Linked DNA regions of Homo sapiens: region 2 is linked to region 1. The links are chromatin contacts, found by Hi-C or POLR2A ChIA-PET in ENCODE. All regions are on one chromosome and are shown on one strand. The core of a region is the stretch at or near the end of the contact, and the rest is flanking DNA. Distances in the headings are between cores, read along the strand shown. Region 1 has its middle 55 kb from the start of RHCG. Region 2 overlaps PLIN1 (perilipin 1).

The links. A loop is a pair of places that touch in the nucleus more often than their neighbours do. ChIA-PET counts read pairs that join two places held with the same protein, here RNA polymerase II (POLR2A).
Region 2: a map with no recorded cell type shows a loop between it and region 1 (15-fold over the local background). The contact joins two enhancer-like sites. A Hi-C loop is called at or near these places in 1 of 37 single-sample maps with no recorded cell type. POLR2A ChIA-PET finds 5 or more read pairs at or near these places in 2 of 52 experiments (A673 and activated naive CD4-positive, alpha-beta T cell).

Annotation. Positions count from the first base shown.
Region 1 is chr15:89,439,963-89,443,323 of GRCh38, reverse strand. No RefSeq gene overlaps it. Among named protein-coding and RNA genes, the nearest start is that of RHCG, 55 kb to the left of the region's middle. RefSeq lists enhancers at 1,414-1,563, 1,029-1,708, 1,709-2,388. Within about 2 kb of position 1,728, at least 3 of the 41 ENCODE cell types and tissues checked have a DNase peak (open chromatin) inside an H3K27ac peak, as active enhancers do.
Region 2 is chr15:89,664,555-89,667,915 of GRCh38, reverse strand. PLIN1 (perilipin 1) reads left to right here. Exons shown (of 9, transcript NM_002666.5): 7 at 123-314; 8 at 735-980; 9 at 1,974-3,361. The coding sequence ends at 2,333. Among named protein-coding and RNA genes, the nearest start is that of KIF7, 11 kb to the right of the region's middle. RefSeq lists a silencer at 2,058-2,167. Within about 2 kb of position 1,472, at least 2 of the 41 ENCODE cell types and tissues checked have a DNase peak (open chromatin) inside an H3K27ac peak, as active enhancers do.

The sequences.
Region 1 (3,361 bases), core at 479-2,978:
AATGGCAAACGTGATGGAAATAAGGACTTTATTAACTGTTTCCTCCTTTCCTAGTGATGGGGTGATGGGCAGGTGGGGAGCTGGGATTGGAGGATCGAGAGGGGTGTCGGACATTTGGAAGCCTTCAACCGGTTGCCACCCGGGCAGGTGATGTGCAGACCCCGGAGCGACCGTGGAGCATAGCCCGGGACTTGCTGGCCGCACCTCCACGCACGGATCTCTTGCGCAGGTCATCCAGGCCTCTCATCTGCCACTGGGGATGGGATCCCGGCTCCGCCTGCCTCTGAGAGCTGACAAACATCTGCACCAGGGAAGGTGCTTTAACCCCAGGGAGTCCCCAAGGGCTTCTGGGTAGCAGGCCATCCTCTCTTCTGGTAGGGCCTGTGCCCCATCTCGGCTGCTGGCCCCTGCAAATCTTTTGTGAAGATTAGGAAAGGGCGCCCCCTTGGGGCAGATGCAGCCCTCGCAGGGCACAGAGCTTAGGAATTGGGGGAAGGCCCGATTTTAGCCCAGCACAGCCCCTCAGGGGCCTGTTAAAGGTGCTGTCAGGTCCTTCCTTCCCTTCAGTCTTCACAACAGCCCCTAAAACAGGCAGGTTGGTATCTGACACATGCAGAAACTGACGCTCCCTGTTCCAGGGTGCTCTCCTGCAAAGGGCCTCATGAGGCCTAGGACCTAGAGTCTCATATCTCCCAGGTAGACACCCCGGCAAGCTGCCACAGCACCCCCACCCCACAGAGACTTAGGATGGCATCAGGACCCAGTCATGAAGGGGGGCAGGTGACTCCCAGGCAACCCAGCCACCACCTACTACCTTCCCAGGGGGTGGCAGGCGGCAACCAGAACCTAGAGCCCCTGCCGCTACCCCCGCTGACACAGAGCACCCTCAGCTGCCCCGTGTAAGCCACTGAAACCTGGCTCCAGAAGCACATTAGAGGGTCCCAGCCACCACCATGGTCTCTGACCGCACGGCACCACATACCACAGACCCTGTGAGACCCAGGAACCCAAGCAAGACGACATCGTCTTGCCTGTACACAGCAAACTTCCCCGCCCTGGAGCTGGCCTACTGCCCCCCGCCCCTTTCTGCTTTTCCAGTAGGGTCAGTGGCTTTCAGGCATTGTCCCAGGAGGGTGGGGGCTGGAATCCTCACCAGGAGAACCCCAGCACCAGCCCCGGCAATGACTGGATGCCAAATGCTTGACTCCTTTTTTCATTTCTATCATATCCACAAATATGTATTGAACCAGGCACCAGGCCCTACCCGAGTGCTTGGGATCCACCAGTGAAAACAACCAATACCCCTGCAGTCTCAGAGCTGACATCCGAACTTGACTCAAAAGCATGAATAGGTGGGTCGGGATCATGGTTGGCTTCATGCCTTTGCTCAAATGTCACCCTCTTAATGAGGCCTTCCCTGGCCCATTTGCAATGGCGGCCCCAGCACACCCTGTTCACCTTCCTGCTTTATTCCTCACCTTCAGCTCATCTCTATGATGTACTTATTTATCTTGTTTATTGCCCACCTCCTCCACCAGAATGTCAGCTCTGTGAGGCAGGGATGGTCATGTGTTTTGTTTAGAGCTGTATATCATGATGCCTGGATCATCATGCTCAATAAAGGGGCTCAATAAAGGTTGTTGAATAAGTGAACACTCAGCCTTGCTTCACTGACCGGCTCCTTCCTGTGCGGCCTCAGTTCCTCTCTCAGTTCCTCTCCCAAGCCCCACCCACAGGTGCTCCCCTCAGGCTGTAAGGTTTGCTCCGCCCTCCTGGCTCCACCCCTCCCTATGCCCAGGATTAGTGGGAAGCCACAGTGGCCTTGGGAAGAGCATGGGCATCTGGGTGCCCTAGACCTCACCCAGGCCACTGACCCTGATCTGCCCACTGGGCCTGCCTGACCTGGTGCTGGCTTTGTGCCCACTGCCCCAGCTGTGCCCTCCCTCTTCCTCCCCTCCCTCCTCCCTGACACAGCAGGTGGACAGAGCCTGTGCAGCTCTAGCTGCATTGCCTCAGGGGGCAGCTTTCTAGCTTCTGGTGACCTGCCACCCTCTCACTCCCCTCTGAGCTCATGGCACAGTGGACAGCTACCAGCCTGGCTCACGGCAACCTCCAGCTCCTGGGCTCAAGCGATTCCCCCTGCCTCAGCCTCCCAGGTAGTTGGGGCTATAGGTGTGCACCACCACACCTGGCTAATATTTAAAATTTATTTATTCATTTATTTATTTTTTTGAGACAGAGTTTCGCTCTCGTTGCCCAGGCTGGAGTGCAATGGTGCGATCTCGGCTCACTGCAACTTCCGCCTCCTGGGTTCAAGTGATTATCCTGCCTCAACCTCCCGAGTAGCTGAGATTACAGGCACCTGCCGCCACACCTGCTAATTTTTGTATTTTCAGTAGAGACAGGGTTTTACCACATTGGTCAGGCTAGTCTCGAACTCCTGACCTCAAGTGATCTGCCTGCCTCAGCCTCCCAAAGTGGTGTAAAAAATTATTTTAGAGACGGAGTCTCGCTATGTTGCCCAGGCAGGTCACAAACTCCTGGGCACAAGGGATCCTTCCACTTCAGCCTCCCAAAGTGCTGAGATTACAGGATTGAGTCACTGCACCCGGCTTACCATTTTCAAGCATGTTGACATTCAGGATTGGGCCTGAGCCCCTGAAACCAGCATGCAGGTAGCCAGGGCAGGATTGCAATGCCCATTTTACAGAGGCGGGCCCAGAACTCACAGAATGAGGCTCATACATCTCATACCTGAGGCTTGGACCCAGAGCTAGTCTCGGAAGGTTCTGGAGCCCTTTGGGCTGGGACACAGTCCCTGCTGGGATCAGGGACCCGATGCCACCCTCTGGTGAGAGAAGCAGCCCAGTTTCTCCCTGCCCATCTCTGAAGATCCTTGCAGTTTATTCACCAGTTCATTCAATTCTCATTTTCCCAGAGACAGTACATGTCACAGAAGATTCAAGCATACTCCTGAACAGGAAACTTTTCTGGGACTCAAGTTTCTTTACCTGTAGAAGGGGCTTAATGATAGCATGTATTATTGTTAGTACTTATTATTAGTAATAGAATATAAGAGGTCATTGTGAAGAGTCACTGAGGCATGGTATATAACATGTTCTGCACATTGTCTGGTACATAGGAAACATTCATTATATTCATTAAATAGTAGCGATTTTTATTCTGGGTCTAGGCATAGAGATGCAGCTGGGTGAGAGACATAGACTCCCTTGCTCTGGAAGCCTTGTGTCCCCTGGGGAAGCCACAACCAGAGTGTCAGCATGCAACATGCAGGCCCACCCAAGGAGAAGCCTCGCAGAGGGGCAGCTAAGTCAGCCAATGGGGCCACAAAGGCGCAAAG
Region 2 (3,361 bases), core at 223-2,722, 220 kb before region 1:
CTGGGGCTGAGCCCTGCTCACCACCTGGCCCGGACCCTGGGGGCGAGGGGCTTGGGCTGCTGGGGCTCCCTGGCCTTCAGCAGGGGCAGTTGAGCCAGCTATCTGCTGCCATCCTCCCTCAGAGCAGCCTGGCCCAGTGGGGTGCCTCAGTGGCCATGCAGGCGGTGTCCCGGCGGAGGAGCGAAGTGCGGGTACCCTGGCTGCACAGCCTCGCAGCCGCCCAGGAGGAGGATCATGAGGACCAGACAGACACGGAGGGAGAGGACACGGAGGAGGAGGAAGAATTGGAGACTGAGGAGAACAAGTTCAGTGAGGTGAGGGGGAGAGTGGGAGCCTCAAGGTCCCCCAGCCCACAGAAGGGGTGAGAAGCAGAGGCATAGGGTGAACTCAGGGCCTCTGCCCCAGATGCAGGGGCACGGCATGTGCGTGCAACACCCTTCACCCCACCCCCAAATGCCCAGCTGGCGAGGGACTTCCATGTCATTCTCTCAGCTGACCCTTGCAACACTCTGTAAATAGGCAGGGCAGAGATTATTGTCCCATTTTGCAGGAGAAGAAACAGAGGTTCAGAGAGGGAATGTGACCTGTCCAAGGCCACACTGCTAGTGGCAGAATAGGCCTGAAGTTTTGTAAATTTGGTATTCTCATGCTTTCCCCTCTAGCCCTGGGGCTGGTGGGGAGGGAAGGGTCAGGGGAGTTACCACAGGAGGCACTGACCCTGCTTTGGCCCCCAGGTAGCAGCCCTGCCAGGCCCTCGAGGCCTCCTGGGTGGTGTGGCACATACCCTGCAGAAGACCCTCCAGACCACCATCTCGGCTGTGACATGGGCACCTGCAGCTGTGCTGGGCATGGCAGGGAGGGTGCTGCACCTCACACCAGCCCCTGCTGTCTCCTCAACCAAGGGGAGGGCCATGTCCCTATCAGATGCCCTGAAGGGCGTTACTGACAACGTGGTGGACACAGTGGTGCATTACGTGCCGGTGAGTACCACCCCTGGCAAACTGTTAGTGTCCCAAGGGGGCCTGGACATGGCAGATAAAGTAGATTTGACTGAAGGGGCTGCAGTCCCCCTCCTTTCCCCTACTCCTCTGGAGACCGCCCCCCACTCCAGTCCTCAGTGCCCTGGCAACATTTTAACATACTGGGCCTCTCCCAGCCCCAGGAGTATAGAGGCCCATGGCTCTGGCCTGAGGCCTCTCCCCACGGCCCCTCCCACCTGCTGGTAGAGGAGTCTCCAGCCATCAGTCCCAGGATCCCAGTGGCTCACCTTCACCCCTTTGCTCTCAACTGAAGGGCTGGGCGGGTTTGCATGCTGCTGCCTGGGAAGGGGTTGGAGAGGCTTCCAGGGCACCCTGAGGGGTGGGCCATGAGTTCCAGGGGACAGCAGCAGGCTCCACCCAATTCTATCACCTGTCACCAATAGGAAAAACCCAGGGGATACCAATGCCATCCCTTTGGGAGCCCCTTTCCAAAGCAGGTTACAGATTATGCAGGCCTGGGGGGCGGGGCTGGTCAGGGCAGAAAGCACCCTTAGAGCTGGTAAGGGGGTGGGTTACTCAGTCACTCTACCAAGCAGCATGCCAGGGATCTTAGCAGCCCGCCTGTTCATCCTGCGCTCGGGCCAGCCCCAGGAAGGTGTACCGGTCCCTGGCCAGGTCACTGTGTGGGCTGCAAGGAAGAGTTAGGAAAGCTGATGACCTCCCATTGAGGGTTCCCCTCAGGAAGGCCTAGGGGATCCTGAAACTTTGGGAGGCTTGGCTTGCCTGAGCAGCCTGGTCCATGGAGAAGCTCAGAGTGGGCAGGACCTCAGGGCTTTCCCCGGTGCCCCCCAAACTACTGAACCGCTCCCCAGCCTGTGTCCTCCTGACGGCCGCTCCCGGGGGAACAATCGAGGGGCCCGGGAAGGGGCGGTGGGTCAGAGGCGCAGGGCCCAGGGCCAAGCCAGGACTCTAAGGCGGCTGCCGGGCCCTCAGCTCCCCAGGCTGTCGCTGATGGAGCCCGAGAGCGAATTCCGGGACATCGACAACCCACCAGCCGAGGTCGAGCGCCGGGAGGCGGAGCGCAGAGCGTCTGGGGCGCCGTCCGCCGGCCCGGAGCCCGCCCCGCGTCTCGCACAGCCCCGCCGCAGCCTGCGCAGCGCGCAGAGCCCCGGCGCGCCCCCCGGCCCGGGCCTGGAGGACGAAGTCGCCACGCCCGCAGCGCCGCGCCCGGGCTTCCCGGCCGTGCCCCGCGAGAAGCCAAAGCGCAGGGTCAGCGACAGCTTCTTCCGGCCCAGCGTCATGGAGCCCATCCTGGGCCGCACGCATTACAGCCAGCTGCGCAAGAAGAGCTGAGTCGCCGCACCAGCCGCCGCGCCCCGGGCCGGCGGGTTTCTCTAACAAATAAACAGAACCCGCACTGCCCAGGCGAGCGTTGCCACTTTCAAAGTGGTCCCCTGGGGAGCTCAGCCTCATCCTGATGATGCTGCCAAGGCGCACTTTTTATTTTTATTTTATTTTTATTTTTTTTTTAGCATCCTTTTGGGGCTTCACTCTCAGAGCCAGTTTTTAAGGGACACCAGAGCCGCAGCCTGCTCTGATTCTATGGCTTGGTTGTTACTATAAGAGTAATTGCCTAACTTGATTTTTCATCTCTTTAACCAAACTTGTGGCCAAAAGATATTTGACCGTTTCCAAAATTCAGATTCTGCCTCTGCGGATAAATATTTGCCACGAATGAGTAACTCCTGTCACCACTCTGAAGGTCCAGACAGAAGGTTTTGACACATTCTTAGCACTGAACTCCTCTGTGATCTAGGATGATCTGTTCCCCCTCTGATGAACATCCTCTGATGATCTAGGCTCCCAGCAGGCTACTTTGAAGGGAACAATCAGATGCAAAAGCTCTTGGGTGTTTATTTAAAATACTAGTGTCACTTTCTGAGTACCCGCCGCTTCACAGGCTGAGTCCAGGCCTGTGTGCTTTGTAGAGCCAGCTGCTTGCTCACAGCCACATTTCCATTTGCATCATTACTGCCTTCACCTGCATAGTCACTCTTTTGATGCTGGGGAACCAAAATGGTGATGATATATAGACTTTATGTATAGCCACAGTTCATCCCCAACCCTAGTCTTCGAAATGTTAATATTTGATAAATCTAGAAAATGCATTCATACAATTACAGAATTCAAATATTGCAAAAGGATGTGTGTCTTTCTCCCCGAGCTCCCCTGTTCCCCTTCATTGAAAACCACCACGGTGCCATCTCTTGTGTATGCAGGGCTATGCACCTGCAGGCACGTGTGTATGCACTCCCCGCTTGTGTTTACACAAGCTGTGGGGTGTTACGCATGCCTGCTTTTTTCACTTAATAATACAGCTT